Linked DNA regions of Homo sapiens: all the other regions are linked to region 1. The links are chromatin loops, found by intact Hi-C in ENCODE. Cell type or tissue: endothelial cell of umbilical vein. All regions are shown on one strand.

What was found. Hi-C counts contacts between places; a loop is a spot of excess contacts. Peaks named below come from ENCODE experiments on the same cell type or tissue, not always from the same donor. Only the 100,000 strongest peaks of a DNase experiment are listed, where the experiment ranks them.
Region 2: a loop joins it to region 1, with 3.0 times the contacts of the local background. A loop is called at or near these places in 2 of 110 quality-filtered maps.
Region 3: it touches region 1 in a loop (10-fold over the local background); 2 of 110 quality-filtered maps call a loop at or near these places.

The regions. Positions count from the first base shown.
Region 1 is chr6:21,107,652-21,112,651 of GRCh38, forward strand. It overlaps CDKAL1 (CDKAL1 threonylcarbamoyladenosine tRNA methylthiotransferase), which reads left to right. Exons shown (of 16, transcript NM_017774.3): 13 at 750-812. Among named protein-coding and RNA genes, the nearest start is that of LINC00581, 400 kb to the right of the region's middle. In endothelial cell of umbilical vein, no CTCF peak of the experiment used is centred here; DNase peaks (open chromatin) are centred at 2,000, 2,190 and 3,900; H3K27ac peaks cover 2,873 bases.
Region 2 is chr6:20,562,287-20,567,286 of GRCh38, forward strand. All of the region lies in intron 4 of CDKAL1 (CDKAL1 threonylcarbamoyladenosine tRNA methylthiotransferase), which reads left to right. Among named protein-coding and RNA genes, the nearest start is that of CDKAL1, 30 kb to the left of the region's middle. In endothelial cell of umbilical vein, a CTCF peak has its summit at 2,091 (motif pointing right); DNase peaks (open chromatin) are centred at 2,195 and 2,665; H3K27ac peaks cover 941 bases.
Region 3 is chr6:20,950,104-20,955,103 of GRCh38, forward strand. All of the region lies in intron 9 of CDKAL1 (CDKAL1 threonylcarbamoyladenosine tRNA methylthiotransferase), which reads left to right. Among named protein-coding and RNA genes, the nearest start is that of CDKAL1, 420 kb to the left of the region's middle. In endothelial cell of umbilical vein, a CTCF peak has its summit at 3,117 (motif pointing right); DNase peaks (open chromatin) are centred at 2,758 and 3,098; H3K27ac peaks cover 1,482 bases.

The DNA of each region.
Region 1 (5,000 bases):
GAACTCCTGGCCTCAAGTGATATACCTGCCTCGGCCTCCCAAAATGCTGGGATTACAAGCATGAGCCACCATGCTCGGCCAAAAGAGCCTTCTCTTCATAACTAATCTATGAGGCTTATGTGTCATCATTACAGATATTAAGAGTTATATGCCTGTATAACTCATACATTCATTTATTCATTAACTTAGCCAGTATTTATTGAGTGCCTGCTGTGTGTAAAACACCATGCAGGGTACCTAGGCTATATAGCAGTGACACAGTAAAGGTATCCTCATAGCTGCAAGCTCCAGCAGACAGACCCAAGCTGTAACCAGGAAGCCTGAAGGAGGTGTATCGTTTAAATGAATGCATGTCTGTGCCCAATTCTGAGTAACAGCAGTTGGTATTACAATGAAATCGGAAGTGCCCTGTGTATTAAATTTTCTTTCGTTTTCAGTGTTTTCTTCATTTTAGTCTGTTATGTATTTTCAAATACAGTTTTTGATGATGATTAGTGTTTTAGTTATGAAATCTTCTAGGAAGAGGTCACCTGGTTGCTCTGTGATAATGACCCACATAACCATAAAGTGACTTTGGTTTTTAGTTGCACCCCTGTGTCTTCTCAGCCTCCACAAAGGAAGAATCTCTTAAAAAAAAAAAAAAAAAACTTTATGTATGTAGAGATATATACACACATGTATATTTTTTATCTGCTGTCAACTCAATTGTTTGTATGTTGGTTTTTTGTTTTTTTTGTTTTTTTTCACAGAAAAAGCAAAGGACAAAAGATCTTTCTCGGGTGTTTCATTCTTACAGTCCATATGATCACAAGGTAAGAGAAGCATGTTAATAGCATATTAAGTATTAAAGTCTTTCCGAATGTATAGTACAATTTTCACCAACATATGGTGATTCTGAAATACACTTACCAATTACATTTATATTTCAATTTAAATTTTTTAGCTCTTTATCCCTTTTAAAGAAAACAGAAATGTTATATTTCTGAACTATAATAATTATATTTTATTCACATTGAAATCTAGTTACATATTGGCACTGAAATCTCAAAGACAGTGAAAAGACACATTTTGGGGTGTATTTTGGTTGGTTGGTTTTTGTTTTTTCTTTCCAAACACTGTACTGGAGGAACTTGGGTTTTGGATTGGTAAAGATAATTGAAATGCTGACTGCAAAACTTGATTCTTCATTCCTCCTGATAGAAAGTTATTTTTCTAAATGAAAATCCTAATAAAAATTAGTACATAGCATCATGTCTGAAATATCTACTGCCTGGAGCTTTGCTACACAGAAAATGACCAAATAACGTGACGACCCACATGTACCCATCCCACAGCTTCATAGATTCATAGTCCGTCTGTGTCATTTATACCCTACCTTCTCCATCCCTCATGTTTGAAAAATTCCTAGACATCTTTTCACTTGTAAGTATTTTACAATATATTTGTAAAAGATAAGCACTCTTTTAAAAAGAAAAAATATGTAGCCATTTTTAAGAAAATGCTTAACTCCACATCTTCATGGGGAAATAGATTACAAGGTTTCAGAGACTTGTGCAAAACTTCTAAACCATGTAGGATTCCAGTAAATCTGTTAATTCGAGGTGATTTCAGAAGCAAACAAAAAATTTGCACAGTTGAAATGCTAATATAAACTTAAATCTTTATCTATGAATTTATAGGGAGACATGTGGTAGGGATTTTTTAACTAGCCAAAGTAAGTAGTGTGAAAACTACTTTCCTCAGTTGAAAATACAGAGATGTCTGGATTCAGGAGGGAAAAATTGTGCCAGTTCATAGAAGTTGAAAGAATTTGAAACACTAGCTTCTAGTGTTTCTATAGTGACCAATTGACTTAAGCACCAAAAACTCGTAAAAGAGATGTTTATGCTTCATGTGACCATGGTGATATGTAATACTAAAACTTATATCATTCCAAGTTACATTTTTCAAGCTAAATCAGTCACATTGCAGAATGCAGCAATTTGTTTGAAAGAGATTGAGAGAGCCAATAGGGTCTGACAATGCAGACAGAAGGAGCAGGCTGATAAGTAATACAACAGCAAAAGGAATGAGATTGGCCAGATTTCTGAAGGTAGTGTTGCATTTTTTTTTAGATGAAGCCACTTAATGAACATAAGTGCAGCAGTGGCTAAAGTTAACATTTAACAACAACAACAAAAAAGGCGATGGCAAATCAGAGGTTTTGCCTGGCTTGTCTAAATTTCGCCCACTTGTAACATTTTTAAATTCGCAGTTAAGGGAAATTCCATTCTTCTTTTATTAGAACTCTTAATGGAACCTAGCCATTTGCAGCTTCTACCGGCTTCCTCCTCATATCCTTTGTGGCATTGTATCAAAGTCACCTCAGATTATTTTGGCTTCCCTTCATTCCTCTACAACTTAGTCATCAGGCAGTGAGGAATTGAATCTAAATGCTTGATGGAGTTCCTTTTGATCTTTAAGATTGGTAATAAATTATTGTAAATAGCTAGACTGCTTGATGAGTGCCTTTTGAAGCTCCTAAGTTTTGGTCTGTTGCCATTCTGTTTTATTCTGGATGTACAGTAGTGAAGGAAAATGGAAAAGTTTTATTCCAGGCAGCTCCCGGCCTCCTTAGTAGCCTTTACCTACTTTTCTAAGTTCCATCCAGGCAAATCTATCCATGTTACTTTTAATATTGTCTCTCACTGATTGGAATGTCCACAAAGACTAGAACCATAGGGATAAAGTAACATGCACTATTTTCCCAATCTGAGAATGTTGCTATTTTTCCCCGCATGAATTAATAGAGGGTTGTGTTTAAAGTTATTTTGTCATTTGAATTACCCACTTATATTCAAGCAAATTGGTTTTCTAGGCAGATAGGTTTTAGTGTAAAGTGTTTTACAAGGTGTGGTTAAAGTTGGTTTAGACATCTCATGCTCAGTGAGATTTCTGGCGTGATCCTTATGAAAATATATACATATATTGTCAGTGAAAGCTTTTATGAAATACAACATCAGTTGTTTGGGGTTTGCTTTAATGCAGGCTGGTGTATTGGCTTATGCCGGTAATCCCAGCACTCTGGGAGTCTGAAGCTGGAGGATCACTTGAGCGCAGGAGTTTGAGACCAGCCTGAGCAACATTGTGAAACTCTGTCTCTATTTAAAAAAAATAAAAATTAAAAATTAGCCAGGCATGGTATTGCACACCTGTAGTCCTAGCTACCGGGGACAGGTTTAGGCAGGAGGATCACTTGAGCCCCGGATTTCAAGTTACTGTGAGCTATGACTGCACCATTTTACTTCAGCCTGGGCAACAGAGCAAGACCCCGTCTCTAAAAGAACATTTTTTTTTAAAATAATTTCAAAGAGCAGAGTGGATAGGGTACAATAAAATAAGATTGCCCATGTGTTGGTGATTATCAAAACTAAATGATGTTTGGGGGGTGTTCATTATTTTATTCTGCATTTTTCTATATGATTGAAATGTTTCATAATAGAAAGATACAAAAAGTAAAATAAACTATGGTCTGCTCCTGGGAGTGAATGTTGTGACGGTTTGCCTCTCTAGCTATATTCATTTTAATGTTCATTTTCCCCTTGACGTAAGTTTATGCCAAAAAAAGAATAGTCAGCATTTTAGTGGATTCATCATGCTGAGTAAACTCAGAAATGCAACTCCTATTCTAAACTTGGCAAAATTTCCTTCGGGTTTCATCCCAAATTATAGTGGGTCACTTAAATGACAGCTTTGCCTACTAGAAACTGTTAAAACAGTTGTAATTACAAAGGGTAGTTAGTGCAACCATTTTGTTCTCAGTGAGTCAGTTGTATTTGCTCTTCTTTCCTTCCCCCAACCAAGATTGCTCCTGCCTGACCCCAGACACAGGAAAGTCACCAGGTTAAACAAACGTGTTGTTTGAGTGAGCCCAGGTGCATTTCTTAATCATACCCCAAAGCCATTGTTTAGGTTGTAAATGGTCAGTTGGTTTTCTCTTAAATGCTGTTGCAAAAAGCAAATAAAGCTAGGAGCAAAATGTGTACCCAGAATAAGGCTTAGAAAATACTTTATTTCTTGCACTAAGAAATGTTGCTTGAGACTAGAAGAATTTCATTTTTGTTTGTTGCCTCTGGTTGCATGTCCATTTCTTAAATTGTTTTCAGGAATTCTTATAATAAATAAAGACTCATACAAAAGGGCTTGACAAAAGTTAACTCCCATTTATCTGTCCTTCTAAAAGAGAACATTAGTAAAGGTAATCCAAAGTAGCAGATAATCTGGTTATATTTTATGCATTATGTTGTTTCCTTTGTCATTTTAATAAACAGGTAATGAACATAACTTGTATTATAGTTTCTGAAACACCATACTAAGTACCAAGGAGGGTTACAGGGCCAGAGAGCTTCCAGGTCACAAAAAGTCCAACCTGGAGTTGATTTTTTTTTTTCTTTTGATAAATCACGGGTAAGTTAGAGTAGGCTATAATTAGAACACTTTTATTAAAACCATGCAAATTAGCATGTGCTGTTTGTCCTTGGCCTGAAGAAGACATTTCTCTGCACATAAAAATGTTTTCCTGTTTCTTTCTCTGTTTTTTGTTAGATTTTATCAGAATTATGTGTTTAGGGGGAAATCTAGGTTTATTAGCCAAACACACATGTTTATAATCTGCTATTGTGAAAAGTTATTCTAAAAAATTGAAATGCTTGGAAGGAAAAAGTTCTATTTACATCTACAGTGGTTTTTAACATCTGCAAACACAGTTAATCTGCATGAATTAGTGCACACTCCACCACTAAAAGTGAGTCTTTAACAGGTAGTCACTATTTTTCTGTATTTTGTGAAGTGGGCTTCTTGCTTTCTTTTAGTGGCTTGTTATATTAGTAATTTTTCTGCATATACATGTCAGTGGACACACTTGAGAAGAAACATTGTCATCTAGCTCCTGTGTTGGTGAACTGGGCTTTTCTTTTTCTTTTGATAACTATCATTATTTAATTACTTTTCTACATATATAT
Region 2 (5,000 bases), 550 kb before region 1:
AATAATAAGGGCCTTCAAAATGGGATTTCCATCCACTCAGAAATAAGGAAAGGAAATTTAGAGTCTCTGGAGAAGATCTGGAATGCTATTTACTCTTGAGGGTAGACAGCATCCAGCCCTACTAAAGATGAAAAAAGGAGAGCCTGGGGATGAAATTAAATCCATCAAAAAATTCACTGTTGGTCAGGCCTGGTGGCTCACGCCTGTAATCCCAGGCTGAGGTGGGCGGATCACTTGAGGTTAGGAGTTCCAGAAGAGCCTGACCAACATGGTGAAACCTCGTCCCTACTGAAAATACAAAAAAAATTAATCGGCTATGGTGGTGGGCGCCTGTAATCCCAGCTACTCGGGAGGCTGAGGCAGAAGAATTGCTTTGACCTGGAAGGTGGAGGCTGCAGTGAGCCAAGATCATGCCACTACACTCCAGCCTGGGCAATAGAGTGAGACTCCATCTTAAAAAAAAAAAAAAATTCATTGTTAGCATGTTATTTCAATCTTTCCCGGCAAATCATACTTAGAGACAGCTAAGTTTATCAATTCTCATGTCCTATACGGTGCTTTTTCTTGAATATACGGTAGACAAGAGGTAAGGCCTAATGGGTGAAGTAACTACATTTCTGAGTTAGTGTCTAATTGTTTTTGATCACCTAGTTCCATTTGACAGAAGATGTAGTGCTTATGGCTCATCCCATTGACTCTTTCTCTGCTTTCACTCCTTCAGCAGTGTTTTCAGTAGCCTTTTTGGTGATCTTATTGACTTGTCTTTTTTCTGATGTTCTTTTTAATTGAATTGCTATATGATATAAGATGGAATGATTGTGTTTTAACCATGATCTTCAAGTCTGCTGTGTAAAGAACTAATGATTGCAGTTTGAGTAAAATTCTTAGTAACAAGTGAATCAAAGATAAAGATAGATCATTGAGAATATTTTTTTTCTCTCCATGAGGAAGTTCATTATTAGCTAGCTTACAAAAATGAAGGAATTGTGAGAGTGTTCTGGAATAAATGTTATGGCTTAATAAAACTATTCAGAAAATCACTGAACAATACAAAAGTGGAAGACATTGAAAATGGTATATGGACACATCTAAGATCAAAATTAAGCCAGAGAAGCTTTAGGGAGAGTATTTGAAGCTTATCATTTCCATTTGTAACGGCTTTTTATATTGTGGTGTAAAATCATGTGCAAGCCATAAACAAGGGCTTTTAAAAATATTTTTGTTAATTTTTTTTTAGTTTTATAGAGATGGTGTCTCACTGTGTTGCCCAGTCTGGTCTTGAACTCCTGACCTCAACTGATCCTCCCATCTCAAATTCCCTAGTCACTGGGATTACAGGCATGAGCCACCACACCTAGCCAACGAGGGCTTTTTTTTTTTCTCATTAACATAGAGATATGAAGAATACTATATTGGATTAAAAGTTTTTGCATTTGTGAAGTGTAAGCAGCTGTGTGAATGTAGTCAATGTGTATTCTTCATTTAATAAACATAAGTATCTTTTCCTTTCCAAATTATACAAAAAATACTAAAAGCAATCAAACGATTTTTACAGAATCTTAACTAATATAAAAATTTGTTCATTGCTTATAATACAGAATAATTATATAACTTGGCTCATTATCTAAGCTTAATGAATTAATGTTGGAATGTAAAAACGAGCAATTTTAAGCCAGCGATGGCTCAATCATTTTTAACTGAGGGATTTTGGGATCAATTACTAAAATGTTCTGAGCCTCAGTGTCTTTAAAATGTAATGATGCTCTATTAATCTCATGAAATTGAAGTGAAAACAAATGTGAGGTAATATGTTTTTGGAAATATTTATAAGTTTAAAAATAGCCTGCTTGGTACTTGTGCCTGTAATGCTAGCTACTCAGGAGGCTGAGACAGGTGAATTACCTGAGGCCAGGAATTTGAGTCTGTCCTGTGCAACATAGCAAGACCCCATCTCCAAAAAAGCTAATATATTTATAAAGCTTAAATGTTATAAAATGATAAACTGATGGTTTTTGAATTCTTTGCTCTACTCACCTTTCATCTGTTAAAGATGTTTTTGTACAATTTAGCTCAGTTCCTAAATATACCAAAAGATGGCACTGTTTACCTATGTTTAATATTTTAATTTGCATTTTTTGATGAAAAAGTGTGTTGAATGTTTTATCTACAAATGTTTTAAATTGAGGTTATTTTTTTACATTTAATTTTCTGTTTTGTAAATGGATCTTTAATTCATGTAAAGTTTACTAGGACCAGGTTTCATTTTTATTTTGAAATGGTTTGGAAATTCAGATATTTAACAATCATTTTGTAGATATAAACTCCTGTGTGATCCATTGTAATTAATGATAAAACCTTGTATTAATGTGACAGCTAATGTTTCATGGAAAACCTAGTTGCTTTTGTATAACAAAAACCATTAAATTTTTTAAGCCTCTGAAAACAGTCCAGTGATTAAAACATGACAGCCACAAATAAATTATTTATGTGGCTTTTAGGTCACACTGCCCAGGTTTATTCATTTTAGAAAGTTATTTTATCTTAAAAGTACCTTTGAAAATGTAGCAAAACCTTTCATTGCTTGAATTTCCTACTCACAGTTGTGTGATGAGAGGAGAATCTAGGTCCAGGTCCTGCGAAGAGCTTCTCTGGGTGAGAAATGCAAAAATTAGATAATATGAATTTGACTTGAAGTGAGGGTTATTTATATAGCAGGATGTGGTGAATACACTTCCCATACAGTTAGACGGAAACCTCCTGATTGTTCATTTATACAGCCTATTACATCCAATGTAGTTTATGACCTAGAAAGAGAATACAAGTAGGATATTTTTTTATCCCATCAAAGCTATCTATATATATATATATTTTTAAATGAACAGCATTTGTCAGTGATTTTTACAGGGGTGAAAAAGCACAAGACAGTTCCATTACTATTATAAAATGTTTTACTTTTGTTGTGGGGGTAAGTTTAGAAGTCCAAGATATAATAATTTCAGATGTGCTTCTACTGTTTCCTTTACTTAAAAGTAGGGACTATTTTGAGGCAATATAATTTGTATGTTTCAGTTTTTATTTCTCTCTGAAAATCACTTTTTAGGGTACCATGCCTTGGAAAGAAAGTTTACATTTTTTTCCGTTAAAAACCCATCCTCCTAACTCTGAAATGACTGTCTCAGTTACTAAATGTATATAGCTTGGGGGAAGTGAAGGCACAGTTGGCAGTTAGAGGTTTGTTTTTATGTTCATGGGAGTATATGTGCTTATATTTAAATGTTCACTCTTCTAGCAGGGTTTGTTGATGTTAGTAATATGCTACATATGCGATTTGTCTGAATTGTTTAAAAATGCATAATTACAGGAGGATTTGATTATTCAGCAACAGTTCCAGTAGCTAAAGACTATCATATAGATATTTTCTTCCAGTATTTGACAGTGGTTCTGTGAGCTATGAGTAGCATAAAAAATAAAAAGAAGATACTGTGACTCTTTAATACCCTAGAGGCCGTAGTCTTAGGATATTCTTACTGTAGAGATGAAAAAACAGGGCTTCATTAACAAACTGAACTGCTATTTCACCTCTTTTAGTAGATGTGTAATTCTGTGGGTTTGGTAAATAACAAAGGCTTTTTTCCTAAATGATTTAATGCTTTCAGATTTTTGTGGGAAAATTAGAAAAAGCAAAAATGCACTCAGTGATTTTTTTTTTAAACCCCTTTGTTTCTGGACAAATGGACAAAGATAGTTAAGTGTCCCAAAAATGGTTTTAACAGGCTTCCCTCTCCAACCCCATACATACCCTGGCTGTCCATAATTCCAATTTTGGGTAGGTAGTAAAATGTGATATTAGACTACGAGTATTTTCCCTCCAAATAATACTTGTGATTAAAAGAAATGCAATCAAATAGCATTATATATTCGTTATGAAAGAAAGATCTGTCATGCAGATTTTGCCTGGTTCCTTTAGATGCCTTGTAATAATGTGCTAATTTATGCTGATGATCTTGCCTCATGACCCTTCTGTGTGGCCTAGATATGTTAATATGTTATAGCTTTTTAATTTCGATCCTCTGTGTTGGTTGAATATGCTTGTTAGTCCATAGTGCCACTCACTAGTCTGTGTCAAGAACTGAAAAAGAACAAGAAAAATGTATCTCAGAATCAATTTCTTTAAGCATGTATCAGTAATGGAGGAAATTATAAAATATACATAATTTTAATAGGACTTTATGTCTGAACATTCATTGAAAATAGTAAGCACTCTAAGTACTGTAAGCTTTTAATTAGGAAAGAGAGTTGGGTCATTGGTTTTATTAAGCAAGGGCTTATTAACATCTTTTGATTTTTTTTCTTGATTTTTGTTTAATATCAGTGAGAAAATATTACAAGAATGAAAACTAGACATCACTGGCAGTTTTTACTTTATTGCATCCATTTTTCTGTTCCCTAAACCTTGAGGGTTATGCATCTAAAGATTCCCATGGTAGGAAAATACTGTATGTGGTTCATAAATTCATGACCTTAAGGTAGCAGAGACCAAGGCCTAAAATAGATGGGAGAACTCAACTGTTTAAAAAAATTTGTTAAAATAAAAATTCCATAGAAGGAAAACAATTTATGTACCTTAAATATAATTCATCTTTATTATCTTTCCTCATCTACAGAAGCTTCTCCTTATTACTTATTTGTGTTCTTTCTACAGAGAATATACTAGGAGGGGTATTTTTCCTTATTTTTAGCTCTTGATCTGAAAGTGTAATGTTCTTTTCGCTTTGTCTTGAAATTGTTGCCTCCCCATTTTTGGGTCTCATCTGGATCTGAAAGACATTGACTGACTCAAATATCCGAAAAACTTGGTAACTTTCAAATTGGTATACGTGGCATAATTAAGAATATGTTGGTGCAAAAGTAATCGTGGTCTTTGCCATTGAAAGTAATGGCAAAGACCACGATTACTTTTGCACCAGCCTGTATTTCACAAACGTCTCTGTGCCTGTGAT
Region 3 (5,000 bases), 160 kb before region 1:
CAAAGAAGAGTAGAGGTCATTTTAGGCAGAGGAAACAGCATGGGCGTAAAGCATAGTGGCCGGAGCTATAGTGACTTCCCCTGGGAACTACAGGTAATTCAACCTCTGCCTCCTGGGTTCAAGTGATTCTCCTGCCTCAGCCTCCTGAGTAGCTGGGATTATAACCATGTGCCACCACGCCCGGCTAATTTTGTATTTTTAGTAGAGATGGGGTTTCTCCATGTTGGTCAGGCTGGTCTGGAACTCCCGACCTCAGGTGATCCGCCCGCCTTGGCCTCCCAAAGTGCTGAGATTACAGGCGTGAGCCACTGCACCCAGCGTAATTTCTGAATTCTCTAAGATTATTTTTTTAAGAAGAAAGAACCCCTAAAAATTTAATATGCACTGTGACCCTTAAAAGAAACAGCAGGAAGTAAAAGCTGATTAATTTAATGCATATTAAATAAATATAACATATATGTTTAATGTATTTTCCTTAGTGGGAGAATACAGGCTGGAACTGGATGGTGGAGAAAGACTCAAGGATAAAATTGAGAGGAAAAAACAAAGGATAGGAATGGAGAACAAAAGATGGGGAAGGGGCCAGACGCGGTGGCTCATGCCGGTAATCCCAGCACTTCGGGAGGCTGAGGTGGGCGGATCACCTGAGGTCAGCAGTTGGAGACTAGCCTGGCCACGTGGCGAAAGCCCGTCTTTACTAAAAATACAAAACTTAGCTGGGTATGGCATGGTGGTGTGCGCCTGTAATCCCAGCTACTCAGGAGGCTGAGGTAGGAGAATCACTTGAACCTCGGAGGCGGAGGTTACAGTGAGCCGAGATCGTGCCATTGCACTCCAGCCTGGGTGACAGAGTGAAACAGTCTCAGAAAAAAAAAAAAAGAAAAGAAAAGAAAAGATGGAGAGTGGAGAGCACACACCGGGTAGTGGGAGGTAGAGTTAGCAGATTTTCCAAGGATTTTTAAATGATGTGTACTTGATGTAGGTTTCCCTGCCATCCAGTGCTCTTTAACTATAGATCCCCATAATCATTATTTACAGTTTTTGTATGTTTGTGGTTATTTTTAGAGACTACTCATGAATAATTGAAACAACTTATCTTGAAAATTTTCCTCAAAGATAAAGCAGGAACTACTAGAGAAATGCTACTTCTTGACTAGATAAAATCAGTCTTCACCCATATTTTAATTCATTACAGTGAAGCTCATACATAGTTATAGTGAGCCATAATCTTTTGAAATTGAATTTTGGCAAAGTTTGATTTTTCAAAGAGGATTTTCTTTGTGGTGAGACTATTTTATTGAGGATATTATCCTTCTTTTATTATCAAACTTTTAGGTCTTCTACTTCCGTCTCCTGTCATCTCAGATTGCTATGGCGCAGAGATGGGAATCTAGCTGTTGGGGTTGCTGTTTATTCAGGGAAAAATGGCTTGTGTTTCATCTACAGGCTGGTCTGTAATTGCTTGGGTAAGATGATAATGGAATCTCATAGCTAAACTTAAGGCTTTTTTCCTGTACAGTGCATTTCATTCTTCCTAGTATTTGCTTTTCCTTTTACCAAAATTAATGCATCAAAAGGATGGTGGACGATCTGATGAACATAATGTTCATTTAAAAAGTTGGGTAGACTGAACAATTTTTGGGAAAACGAAAACAAGTCAGGTAGATGAACAATTTTAGAAAAAAGTAAAATCTTCCCTTGGATGCGTGAAAAAACCCTAATTTCTGTCTCCTACTTTCCTACCCCACCACTTTCTTTTTTTGCATGTATTTATTTTTACAGGCATGGAAGTTTTTAATGGGCATTCACTTCTCTTATCTTAGTTCTTCCTGCTTTTATCTCTTTTTCATTTTCTTTTTTTTTTTTTTTTTTTGAGACGGAGTCTTGCTCTGTCGCCCAGGCTGGAGTGCAGTGGCACGATCTCGGCTCACTGTAAGCTCCGCCTCCCAGGTTCACACCATTCTTCTGCCTCAGCCTCCCGAGTAGCTGGGACTACAGGCGCCCGCCACCATGCCCGGCTAATTTTTTGTATTTTTAGTAGAGACAGGGTTTCACCGTGTTAGCCAGGATGGTCTCGATCTCCTGACCTCGTGATCTGCCTGCCTCGGCCTCCCAAAGTGCTGGGATTACAAGCATGAGCCACTGCGCCCGCCCCCTCTTTTTCATTTTCATGTGTTTATTTTCCTGACATATACTTACCAAATTCCAAGTTATAGTGCAGACTGGGACTATCTTACTGAACCTGACATTGTGTCCATTTTAAGCTAGCCCAGCAGGCCCTTCATTTTGGTCTAAGGCTGTGTTCATGAAGACTGTCCCATTGTATCCCCACCACCAATAGGGATGGATGCAAAGGGTCCAGGACGTTAGTCAGTGTCCCCTTGCCAGCTCTTAGCTAATAGCCAGTTTAATGGTGAATCCATATCTATCGTGAGCTGGAAGAGCTGAAGGGCACACGGTAAGGGCCAAATAAAGGTTTGGATGAATTGAGAACTGAACGTGCAAAGAAATAAAGCTCATAACTGAAGTCCTTAAGAAATGAAGCTTTTTAGGCAAGCACTTCTGTCCGTAAGTCTAGCCAATTAAGTGTGCAGATATAAGCATGTGTCCCAATGTGTGTCCATGAGTGACTACTGAAGCCCTCAGGTGCTCTGGTGACTTCATATGCAAGCGTGGCCTGGCAGGAACTGCCTGTGCTATGACTAATCAGGAGACTTTCCAGGGAAAAGGATGTCAGGCATGGGGATTCCACATTTAGCGTCACTTTTAGTATGTAATGACTTCCATATCCTATTTGAAGGATCCATTCTCATTAGGATTCTTCATGCTTGAAATACACCCTTACAAAAGCTGAACTTTCTCACGTTGACTAAGAACAAGATCATCTTTGACAGATTTTTGAATTGAATTGGCAAAGCAAAATTCTCCTCAAGTCCAAGGGTTTCATTTTGCTCATGCTCTTTCGTTCCATTGTGTTTTAAACCAGGTTGCTATTATATAGAGTATTTTAGCAGCCTTGATCTTGGAAACATCAAGACCATTGTTCCTATTGTTGCTGATTTAGTGTTACAGCTGCTTCCTCTTTATGTGATTTAATTTGAGGTTTCAGCCCACCAGGGGGCTATTGGTCCCCACCTATGCAGCTTGAAGAGCTGGCTGCTGTTTCTCTATGGATGTTATTTCCATTCCTATTCATAGCGATTTTTCCCCTTCTATATTCATCTAGCAACAGCAAGGCACTGTTCCAGGAACCCACACTCTCTACATAAGGCATAACATGGAACCATTTGGATGGAAAAATTATAAATTAAAATTATTCTGTTCATTTTAAAATATTCATATTGTGTTGCTCAAATGCCAGTAACTGGAAAATCATGGATAATGTCCTGTTTTTATAACCTCTTTCAGAATGTTTTAAAATCTGTTTATGTTGTTACTTAGCCATCTCTTTTCCTGGAGTGGATTTTGTGATAAGATTTTGTTAAAAAAAAGATTGTATGAGTCCAGCGCCTAATGGCAGATATAATATTAAAGATGATACCACTAATTTCAGTCCACTTTTTAAATAGAAAAAGATTTATTCCGTGTACAGAGAATATTTATAAAATTGTACACCTCTAAAAATAGCCTATGGACATGCCAGACTATTTCTTTGGAGGATAAAGCTTTTTATTAAATGATTAAGATTAAGCAAAGGTTTATTATTTCTGGAAGTAGGTATTTAATTTAAACTATGAAAACCCATATATCCATAATACTACTAATTTTCAGATGCTAAAAATATCTTCAGCTTTTAAAATGTATTGAGCTTTTTATTTTTTAAAAAGCTTTTTAAGTGCTCTTTTTTCTATGTATTCTGTTCTCAATGCTAAGTTATTGATTCTTTAATTTGGGAAAACTAAAATCTTATTTCTATCCTTGTATTTTCCATGTTGTGTGGGTGTGGGTGAGGATGTGTATGTCTCAGAAAGATAGACAGGCAGGAAAAAGTGAAAATGTTTTCATATGGTTTAGTTTTTTGCTGAAGTAATTATATTTCTTATGCTAAAGGAAAGAATAGTGATTGGAAATCTTTTTGCTGTGTTTTTTTCTACCTCATGGAACATATTAAGAGGAGCGAAGATCTTTATTTTATGCTTTTTTATTCTGTGAGTTTTAAGTCCACGTTCACATAAAAGCCATGTGTTTTATTTGTTGTCTCTCTTGGCTAGGAATATTTAAATGTATTTTTGAAACTCTTCTGTTCTGTCAACTAAAGGTAATTTAAAATTATAATTTTAAGACACTTTCTAGAAACTTATACTTTGGTTCAGGCTAAAGTCTTCAGTTTGTGTGCCTGTGTGTGTGTGTTGAGGTTCTTCAGAAGCAACAAACCACTTGAGCGTGAGCAAATTTCACAGGCTCCCTTCATTGTTTGTTTTAGCCTCGTTAATCATTTGGCCTTTGAAAATAGGCTGATCATTTCATTGAATATGGATTGAGAAAAGTTCTGTGTGCCATGAAAGGCCTGAATGGCTCTTGCTGACTCTGTTTTATTCATTTTAAATAACATGAGGGGGATCCCAAAGTATTTCCTCTGGACTTTTGAAGCATTATCATTGCAGGGTATGATATTTGAAGTCAGGATTCTTTATAACAATAATAACGACAAGAATATATATACATTTTCCTAAAGTCTGATTTGTGGAAAATAGAAAGCAAACTGTCAGTAAACAGGTTTTCCAACACAAACACTCAGTTTAGGCAGCAACCAACTTTTTTGAATGCAGCAACAAAATGAATACTATTTTTAATTGAATAATGAAGACAGACTAGAATAGTTGCTATGAGAAAAATGGATACCTTATAATTAATAATATGTGAGCTAAACCTTAACTACACTTGACATTTTTCCTTAGGTTGGTGCCATACTGATTAATGAGTTAACTGCTGATGGTGCCTATTCTGTGGAGTGACTGTTTCAGTTCCAGGGCTTAGAGTGTTCAATAAAATAGGTATTC